Linked DNA regions of Homo sapiens: region 2 is linked to region 1. The links are chromatin loops, found by intact Hi-C in ENCODE. Cell type or tissue: Panc1. All regions are shown on one strand. Links, peaks and the distances in the headings refer to the core of each region. The heading gives the core; the rest is flanking DNA.

Region 1 (5,377 bases), core at 108-5,107:
AAGCACTAAACCTCAGGGTGATAAGTTCAAAGTATGTATTAGAACATACACACAGGGGGGCTATGGCATATCCTCCTGAGGGACAATGAGCTAGAGATATTCTTCCTGGGTATGTCCACAATGAGGAGTCTGGTTATGGAGTTTGTATGAGGGCTTAAGAAATTTGGCTTAGGACCAGGGCTGGTATCTTTCAGGGTTTTGAGCAACCACCTAAACACCTTTGTCAGTCCTGAGAATGTTCAAGGCCCCAGCTTGGGTTTAAATCATCAGGGGAAAACATGCAGCTGGCCACCTCAAAGAGTGGTCAAGTTACTCTGTAGTTCTCAATCAGGACAGAGAAAAAATGAGAGAAAATGGGGGAATCAATGTTATCCTTGGTAGTAAGAATTAATCTTGAGAAGTGTGAGTCATTCAGTTTCACTTTTCTTTTTTAAGATTGTTTTGTGAATTTGGTTTCCTGTGCATATCCATATTGTTTTGTTTTATTTTGTTTTTGGAGAGGGGACTTGTCAATTTTTACAAAAAAAAAACATAACTGGGAATTGGAAGATATTACATTGAATCTGTAGATTAATCTGTAAAGTATTGTTATCTTAGTATTAAGTATTTTTATCCTTGAAAATTGGACATCTTTTAATTATTTCAGATCTTCTGTGACTTATTTCAGCATTTTAAAAAGTGAGTGTAAAAACTTTGCACTTCTATTGTTAACTTTTTTCTAGATATTTATTTTTTTGATGCTATTATAAATGAAATTGTATTCTTCGTTTTATTATATTTTCATTGTTGGTTGCATTCATTCAAAGTACAATTGAATTTTGTATGTGGATCTTGTATCCTGTGACATTGATCAATTTGTTTATTAATTCTAGTGGTATTTTAGTGAATATCTCCACATTTTTATAGAGAAGATTCTGTCATCTGTAATAAAGACACTTCTACTTTTCGTTTTCCAATCTGGAAGGTGTTATTTATTTCTATTGTATTATTTCTCTGGCTAATACCTCTAGTACAATGCTGAATAGAGTGGTAAAATTGGAATTCTTGTCTTGTTCCCAATCTTAAAGGTAAAGCATCCAGCTTTTCACTATTAAGTGTGATATTAGCAGCAAGTTTTTCATAGATGTCTTTTAGCAAGTCTCACAATTCCCTTCTATTAGTAGTTTGACTAATAACTACTAATTCCCTTCTATTAGTAGTTTGCTGGAGGTTTTGTCATAAATGGGTGTTTGATTTTTGACATTTTCTTTGTGCATTTAAACTATCACTTTTTGTCCTTATTTTAGTAATATTGGGCATTAGCTTGTTTGACTTCTGGATATTAAGTCATGGTTGCATTTGTAAACAAACAATTATTCTTGGTCTTGGTGTATATTCATTTATTATGTTGTTCGATTTAGTTTTCTAGTGTTTTCTGAGGGTTTACGAGCCTATATTTATATGGCATGTTGGTCCATAGTTTTCTTTCCCTGTCATGCTTTTGTCTGGCTCTGGTATCATGGTAATACTGGCTTCATGAAATAAATACAAAAACGTTCCTTCTTCTTCAATTGTTGAAAGGTTTTGTGAAGGATTGGTATTAATTATTCATTAAACACTGATAGAATTTTTCATTTTTTTTTATCCTGGAATTTTTTTTGTAAAAGTATTTTAACCAATTTTTTACTTGTTAAATGACCACCCACATATTATATATATTCATATATTACTATATTCTTATGTATTTCTTATGTTTGCTTTTATAATTTGTACCTACCAAAATATTAATTTTCCATTTATACCTTTTCATATGTAATGGATTTAATAGTTAGTTAATATGAGATGATAATATAGAATGAGGCCTTAACCCAATTAAGGAATGACCTAAATGTTCTTCTGTTGTAGGATAGAGACTATGAATATAAATGTTATCCTTAATAATAATCTTTATATTGTGAGGTAAATAAGCCTCTGAATATAAGGAAATTAGTGAAACTTCCATTTAGTTTGGCTTTTATTAAGAAAACAAGCTGAGAATAACTAATTTTAATCAATATTTAGATAAGTCAGAAAAATACTTTTAATAAGAACAAATATAAAATATCTTGTATTTAAGAACCACCTGAAAAGATAATTTGATGAATCAGATTGGTTAGTACTTACTTAGCACATACAATACATTAGGCAAGATTCTAACTAATTATACATTTATAGACATTACTTGAGAGTTAAAAACGAGAAACCCAAAGATTCATTGGCAATGACAAATTGGCATTTTCTATCATATAAGGTGAAATAAAAACCATCATAAAAATTCACTGTTTTGATTTAAGACAACTAAAAACATAAAAAATATTGAATAACTTTACCAGAAAGTTTGACTAGGCATAGAGATAAATGAGTAGCATTTTTGAACAGTAAGCAAAAAACACACATTATCAAACATCAGACAAAAATATTTTACATGGAAAAATATCAGGCCTATAAAATTTCATTGACTTTATGAGATCAGAAATAAAACAGATTACATTTTTAGGCACTATGACATGGTAACAGAAATGATGAATTAATGTGTAACCAGAGTCAAGTGTGCTCATTATTATCCCCAAAAACTGTTAGAACTAATAAACTAATGCAGTGAAGTTGGAGGACAGACAATCAACCTAAAAAATCAGTTGTGTTTCTATATGCTAATAATGAACTCTGAAAAATAAATCAAGAAAACAATTTTATTTACCATAGTATCAAAAAGGAAAAAATTAATCAAACCAAGGAGGTGAACGATTTGTACACTGAAAACTATAAAATATTGATGAAAGCAGTCATAGAAGAAATTTTTAAAATGAAAAAATGCCCCAGGTTTATGGATCAGAAGAATCAATATTGTTAAAATGTTCATACTGCCAAATGTGATCTGCAGATTCAAAGCAATATCTATCAAGATACCAATAGCATGTTTCATAGAAATAGAAGAAAATCTAAATTTAGTATGGAACCACAAAAGACCCCAAATAGACAACACAATCTTGAGCAAGAAGAAAAAAGCTAGAGGCATCAAACTTTCTGGTTTTAAACTATATCACTAAGCTTAATCACCAAAACAGCATGATAATGGCATATAAACACATAGTTCGATGAGAGAACCATGAAAGAGTCCAAAAATATATGCATACATATACAGACAACTAATTTTCACACTGGGAAAGAAATAAACTCATCAATATATGACAGGAAAATGGAAAATCCACCAGCAAAAAAACAAAAAAAAACAAAAAAAAACCCATAAATTGGAACCATCTTTTACACTATACACAAAATTCAACTTAAAATGGATTAAAGGGTTGCAGGGAGAGCCAAGATGGCCAGCTAGACACAGCCAGGAAGAGCTTCTCCACTGAGAGAAACCAGACCATCAAGTAAATTGGCACACTCTGAACAGATCTTTGGAAATAAGGCATTGAATGGGGATGAAGGGAGGATGCAGACCCTGTGCTGAAAAAGGAGAAAGCTGGAAACCCTGCACAGGGTTGTCGAGCACCTGGACTCATTCCTGGCCCTGAGCAGCTCCTGGAGAAGGAGTTAGTGAAATAAACATGGAGTGGCCCACTCTCACCATGAACCTCAAGAATCCTAGCTGCAGAAAACCCCACGACCCCATGGACATTTGAATTGGTAGAGAGAACTTCCCAGTGAGTTGGCAGATACAGAACTCCAGCCAGCATGGAGCCTGAAGGATTTGGTGCATAAATGGCTGCAGTGGAGCAAAGCCAGGGGTGCCCTTCACCCAAGGCTCACCATGCTCTTCCAGGTGACTTTAGCCTCTGGTGGCAGCTGGATCTGTACACAGCAGGCCTATCTTGCCCACAGGATGGGGCCAGTCTGATCTGAGCATGACCCTGTCTGCCTATCCCAGGGTCCCAGCCTGGCTACACTTGCTTGTAGTGCAGCCTTGGCTACCTAGCCAAGGTGCTTGCCAGCAGCCACCACCACAGATCTTTCACCAGCAGACCCTGCCTAACAGTCACAGAGCTTCTGCAGGCAGGTGTCCAACAGCATACACTCACCCTCAGTCCTCCCTGATAGGCACACACTTGTCTTCCAATTGCTTAGCTGGCACACACTTGTCTTCCAATTGCTTAGCTGGCACACACTCACCCACAGCCTCTCCTGCTGTTTTGCTGCCATGCATGTGCATGCAGGACCTGCCACTACCCACTGCTACTGGTGCACATGAACATGGGGACCCAGATGCTCACTGCCATCTTGCCAAAGTGCTTTCACCAGCACCCCCATCACAGTGTTGTTGCTAGTCTACTGCAGCTCCAAAAACAAATGCAACAAACATTAAAATAAACAAATGGAACCTGATTAAATTAAAAAGCTTCTGCACAGCAAAAGAAATAATCACCAGAGTAAACAAACAACCCACAGAATGGCAGAAAATATTTGCAAACCATGCATCCAGCGAAGGACTAGTATCCAGGATTTACAAGGAATTCAAACAGATCAGCAAGGAAACAAACCAAATAATCCCATCAAAAAGTAGGCAAATGACGTGAATAGACATTTCTCAAAAGAAGATATATAAATGGCCAAAAATCATATTAAAAAATGCTCAACATCACTAATCACCATAGAAATACAAATTAAAACCACAAAAAGATACCACTTTACTCCCACAAGAATAGCCACTATTAAAAAGTAAAACAAAAAAAATAGATATTGGCATGGATATGGTGAAAAGGAAATGCTTATACACTTAGATGCTGCTGATAAGAATGTAAATTAGTACAACTTCTATGGAAAACAGTATGGGAATTCCTTAAAGAACTAAACGCAGATCTACTATTTGATCCAGCAATCCCATGATGGGTTCTACCCATAGGAAGTGAAGTCATATCAAAAAGACACTTGCGCATGTATGTTTATTGCATAATTCACAATCACAAAGATATGGAACCAACCTAAGTGTCCATTGACCAATGACTGGATCAAGAAAATGTTGTGTATATACACCATAGGATACTACCCATCATTGAAAAGGAACAAAATAATGTCTTTTGCAGCAACTTGGATGGAGTTAGAGGCCATCCTTCTAAGTGAAGGAACTCAGGAGTAGAAAACCAAATACCATATATTTTTACTTATAAGTGGGAGCTAAGCTATGTGTACTCAAAGGCATACAGAGTGATATAATAGACTTTAGAGACTTAGAAGGGGGAGGGTGGCAAAGGAGTGTGGAATAAAAACCTATACATTGGGTATAAGGTATACTACTTGGGTGATAGGTGCACTAAAAATCTCAGAATTCACCATTGTATAGTTCATTCATGTAACCAGAAACCACTTGTACTCCAAAAGCTACAGAAAAAAAATGTTTTGAAAACGGATTCTTTTT
Region 2 (5,329 bases), core at 1-5,000, 190 kb after region 1:
CGGGGTCGATAGCAGAAGCTGGAGATGTTTCCCACGGCTGGATCCTCGGACACCGTCAGCGAAGTCGCTGCTCCCAGGTATTTGTCGAAGAGACCCGAATACCCGCCCACCTCGTGGAAGGCTGCCGGGCAAGGCCGTCAGGGGACCCTCCTTAGGACCCTCAGACCGGAGACGCGCAACGGCCCCGCGCGCAGGCCGAGAGCTCCGCGACCATGCCCTCCGCGCCCCTCCCTGGTAGGCGAGCCCCTACCGTAACCCATGAGGATGCAGGCGCCCCCCAGAATGACGAAGGTCTGTACCGTGTCCGTGTACATCAGCGCGGCCAGCCCTCCTGCAACAGGCCGGGGTCAGGGGACAGCCCAGCTGTTTATGTTACAGGCTGGCCTTAGCAATAAGGCGTCTTTGTGGGAATTTGAAAGAGTTCCCCTTCCTGGAGAATAAATTTCAAAACGATAGCCTGTTCTCGGGGCTCATGCACGCAGGCACCAACAAGCAGGGCTTGGCGGGCAGAGTGTGGCTGAGTTTTAGGGCCAGGCGCCTACTTGCAGGACCCCCACTAGCAGCCCCCTCTAGGCCCCAGTTTTGTTTGTTTTTGTTTTTGTTTTTGAGATGGAGTCTTGCCCTGTCGCCCAGGCTGGAGTGCAATGGTGGATCTCAGCTCACTGCAACTTCCGCCTGCCCGGTTCAAGCAATTCTCCTGCCTCAGCCTCCCGAGTAGCTGGGATTACAGGGGCGGGCCACCACGTCCAGCTAATTTTTTGTATCTTTAGTAGAGACGGGGTTTCACCATGTTGGCCAGGCTGGTCTCAAACTCCTGACCGCGTGATCCGCCCGCCTTGGCCTCCCAAAGTGCTGGGATTACAGGCGTGAGCCGCTCCCAGCCGGCCCCAGTTTTTTCTGCGTCATCGTAGGAGAGGATGATTGTCTAAGGTCCTATACTCAGTTCCGTTCCTTCTGGAGGTGGGTCCCTCAAGCGGGCCTTGGCACCAAGCCCTGCCTACTCTGGTCCGCATCTGACCTCAGGCCCCACCCCAGGTCCCTATGAACCATACTGGGTTTTGCCAGAGATCTTGGAGACTCGTCAGGTGTGCTCTCCCAGGTGTTCAAGGCAGGCAAGAGCTGCTAAATCTTCCTTTTCTCAAAGTCCTCACTCAAGCCCAGCATGGCTTTCTCTCTGAACTTCCAGTCAAAATCCAAGAGACAGTGGAAAGAGAGGAAGCCTTTGCTCTCCAAAGATTTAGTTCCTTCTCCTGCTTGGACCACACCACCCTTCCAGACCTCTCCAGCTTGCTTTCCTCTGGCAGCTCCCTAAACCCTGGCCACAGCTGGCAGCAGTGTCCCAGGCCCACTCCCTTTCCTAAGCCCCTGCTGGCACCTGTCACCGTGTAAATCATGGTGATGCCCAGAAGCGCGATGACGGAGGCATAGATGTTCCAGCCCAGAGCCTGCTGGATGAATACAGCTCCGGAGAACATGTCCACCTTGGGGGAGAAGCAAGTGCCAGGTCAGGACCCAGGGCAGTGTCCCCAGCCCACCTCCTGCCCAGGCCATGCCCTACTAGCCTCAAAGCTTCCCTCCATTTTTCCAGGTCCCAGCACTGTAGCTGGTGCCCCGGAGACATTCATTGCAGGCTCTGCCTCCATCATCATAACCCTCGCAGTGGTTTCTCCTAGGTCTCACGCCCTCTAGGGTTCTCTAGAGACCCCACTTGAGCCCCACCCTTCTAGGGCCCAATCGCATCTGCCACAGGCACTCACTGAGATCTTGGTGAAGATGTACAGGAAAAGGGAGAGCACAGACAGGTAGAGGCGGATGCGGCGGCCGCCGAAGCGCTTGCGCAGGTACTGTGGCATCGTGATGACCCCCGCTGTCAGGTACACGGGTGCAAACAGCCAGCCCAGTAGCAGCACCACGAAGAGCGCCTACGGGGGGCAGTACTGCCGCTGAGGGTGGCTTTGCCCTCATCCCTGAGGATCTGACCTCTTCGTGAAGGTGCTACTCCAAGCAAGTGGCCCTGGGAAGGGCCACATCTGGGGCCCAGAGGACAACTGCAGGTGATGGCCCCGGGGCCCTGGGCACCAAGGAACAGAGCTGACACCCTCCTGGGCTCTTAACTGGAGCCCTCCTTGTCTCCCCAGGCTATCACTTCTGGCCCGTTTTTCCCAATGTTGTCCCTATGATCATCTAGATATGAACCCCAGCATAGACCCCTCAGACTGACCTGAGCCAAAGCCACCCAAACCTTGTGTCCCTCAAGGATCAGCTCAGCAGTCTCCTCCTCCAGGAAGCCCTGAGCTCAAAGCCCAATCTCCCCTCCAACAGGAGCCTCAGTCCCAGAGCTTTGTCTCTGCTCCTCTCTTCTGCAAAGGGCTTTAACTTGGCCCCAAATTCCTCACAGACCACAGCTTCGGAGCGCATCTGAGCAGGTGCTTCCCTGGCTTTGAGGCTGCTCACCCCACTCAGAGAGGAATAAATGGAAGCTCCCAGAGGCAGTGGCTGGTGCAGGCTGGCTCACATGGCAAGTCAGAAGCAGGACCAACAGTGGTCACCCCTGCACCCCTCTGCTTCCTGGCTAGATGTATGACCTCCACTCCCAGCCCAGTCACACCCCGCAGTTGGGAAGTCCCACTGCCAGTCTCATTCCCCCTTTCCTGGAGTTTCCCCAAGGTGTGACCCTTCCAGGTGTTCTCACTGAGGGTGGGGTTATTGGAAAAAAGAGGGCCTCACATTCCACTCGAATCCAGCAACAGCCAAGCCACTTGCAGCGCCAGTCCCTGCCAGGCCCACAAAGTGGCCACTGCCGATGTTGCTGGCGAAGAGAGAGGCCCCAACCTGGGTGGCCAGAGGAGGGAGTGAGCAGGGCTGCTTCTCCAGGCCCCTCCCGTTCCCGGCCCAGCCCGTCTCACCGGCCACCACACCATGCTGCGTCCTGCCAGGAAGTAGCCGCCCACAGTGCCTCTGTTGGTTCTGCACATGGACTGGGAGACAGAGGCGGGGGAGACCTGGGTTTAGGGCACAGCCTTGGACCTCATCAGCCACCTCAACACATTCCTCAGCCTTGTTTCTGGCTGAAGATTAACGAGCCAAGTTTCCCTGATCGTTTGCACTCCCACCCCCAACTCCTCCCAGACACTCAGGGCAACCCAGGCTCTAATCCCAGTGTCCTATTCCCCCAGTTTTTTTCACATATTTTTTCTTTTTCTTTCTTTTTTTTTTTTTCTCATTTTTTGAGACAGAGTCTTGCTCTTGTTGCCCAGGCTGGAGTGCAGTGGTGTGATTTTGGCTCACTACAACCTCCACCTCCCAGGTTCAAGCAATTCTCATGCCTCAGCCTCCAAAGTAGCTGGGATTATAGGCACACGCCACTATACCCAGCTTTTTGTGTGTGTGTGCGTGTGTGTGTGTGTGTGTGTGTGTGTGTGTATTTTAGTAGAGACAGGGTTTCACCATGTTGGCCAGGCTGGCCTTGAACTCCTGGCTTCAAGCAATTCACCTGCCTCAGCCTCCCAAAGTACTGAGGCATGAACCACCGCACCCAGCCCCACATCTGTCTTTCTTTTTAGAGACAAGGTCTCGCTCTGTCTCCTAGGCTGGAGTGCAGTGACATGATCATAGCTCACTGCAGCCTTGAACTCCTGGGCTCAAGCAATCTTCCCACCTTGGCCTCCGAGTAGTTGTGACTACAGGCACACACACCACCATGCCTGACTAATTTTTCCTTTCTTTCTTTTTTTTTCTTTTTTCTTTTTAAGAAACAAGGTCTCATCCAGGCACAGTGGCTCACATCTGTAATCCCAGCACTTTGGGAGGCAGAGGCAGAAGGATTGCTTGAGCCTAAGAGTTCAAGACTAGCCTGGGCAACATGGTGAGACCCCTCTCTCTTTAAAAGTAAATAATTTTTAAAATAAATTTTTTAAATAAAAAAGAGATACGGTTTCACCATGTGGGCCAGTCTGGTCTCAAACTCCTGGCCTCAGTGATCCCCCTGCCTTGGCCTCCCAAAGTGCTGGGATTACAGGTGTGAGCCACTAGTTCCATCCCAACTCCCCAGGATTTATCATTTGTGGATTTGGCTTGACCTTCCTGGGGACCTTGAATATTTTCTGCTGGTCAGCCACAATGTGGCCAGGGGAATGAGACCCCATTTAGAATGTCGACCCTGATGAAAATCCGCGGACCCCTTCAGCTAGCACAGTCCCAAAGTGGGAAGACAAGGGAGGAATGTTGGCTGGGTCTCCCTGAGAACTTCCAAAGACCTGCTTGCCCCCAGGCCTAGGTTTCTCCTTCAAAGATCCAAGCATCATTCTCCCACCTAGGGTCCCCCTGAGACTTTTCCCCCAGGCCCCCAAAGCCAGCAGCCACCAGCAGCACACCCCCCAACTTCTCACCCACAAGCCAACGCCAATGACCAGCAGGAAATATGCAGCAATGACTAGGATGTCAGCAGGATTGTCAATCAGGGCCTTCTGGGCCCCCATCTCTGGTGCCGAGCCTGCCTCTGTGTGCTCCTCCATTCTCCCCAGGATCTGCCCCATCCAGGAACCAGCCCCTGGATTCCCCCAGGGGAAGGATTAATGGTTACCTCAGGGGCACTGAGCCGACAAGTCCCCCAGGTCTCATTCCCGCTCCCCAGCTTTGTTTAGCTGAATCAGGTCATATCAAGGCTGAAGGCTGGTCTTGGGGAGCTGGGCCCTTCCAAGTTCAAGAGCACTCTTTCCTGGGCCTTAGCATCCGCCCTCTCCCCTGTGCTCCAGGCTCAAAATCACTCTTTTACTCCCTAAAAATGCATCGCTTCCTTAGCTAAGCTAGCACCCCTGGATTTAACTAATCCAGAGGAATCATTTTCAAATCCAAGTCTGACAGGGTCACTCGCCCTCCTCAGGAACCCTCCATAGCTCTTAGTACAAGCTCTTCAGCCTGATTTCCAATCCTGGTCATGCCCCAATTCCCGCTCATCCTTCCCCCTGCTTCTCCAAACCAAATCTAGAGGAAATCAGAAATCCTTTCCCACTCCTTTAACCTACCCAGCCCAGATTTTTGCTTTTTGCTTTTTTTGACCAGATATTTTATCCCCACCAAATCCTTGCACAAACTGTGTCTTCTGTTTAGAGCACTTCCCTGTCTCCCAAATGGCCAACTCCTACTCAGCTTTCAGTACCCAGCCTGTGTCGCCTCTTCAAGAAAGACTTCTCTGACATTTCTGATGTAGTTCTGAGCACACTGTGTGGCCCTTGCCTGGGTCCAGGTCTGTCTTCCCAACAAACTAGTGTCTCCTCAAGAGTAGGACTGGCTGGGTGTGGGGGCTCATGCCTGTAATCCTAGCACTTTG

What was found. Hi-C counts contacts between places; a loop is a spot of excess contacts. Peaks named below come from ENCODE experiments on the same cell type or tissue, not always from the same donor. Only the 100,000 strongest peaks of a DNase experiment are listed, where the experiment ranks them.
Region 2: it touches region 1 in a loop (4-fold over the local background); 1 of 110 quality-filtered maps calls a loop at or near these places.

Annotation. Positions count from the first base shown.
Region 1 is chr16:31,671,903-31,677,279 of GRCh38, reverse strand. No RefSeq gene overlaps it. Among named protein-coding and RNA genes, the nearest start is that of KRABD5, 39 kb to the left of the region's middle. In Panc1, for the core only: no CTCF peak of the experiment used is centred there; no DNase peak of the experiment used is centred there.
Region 2 is chr16:31,482,322-31,487,650 of GRCh38, reverse strand. It overlaps SLC5A2 (solute carrier family 5 member 2), which reads right to left and starts at 4,528. Exons shown (of 14, transcript NM_003041.4): 1 at 4,389-4,528; 2 at 2,907-2,978; 3 at 2,728-2,832; 4 at 1,758-1,922; 5 at 1,376-1,481; 6 at 251-331; 7 at 1-121. The coding sequence starts at 4,514. In Panc1, for the core only: no CTCF peak of the experiment used is centred there; no DNase peak of the experiment used is centred there; H3K4me3 peaks cover 585 bases.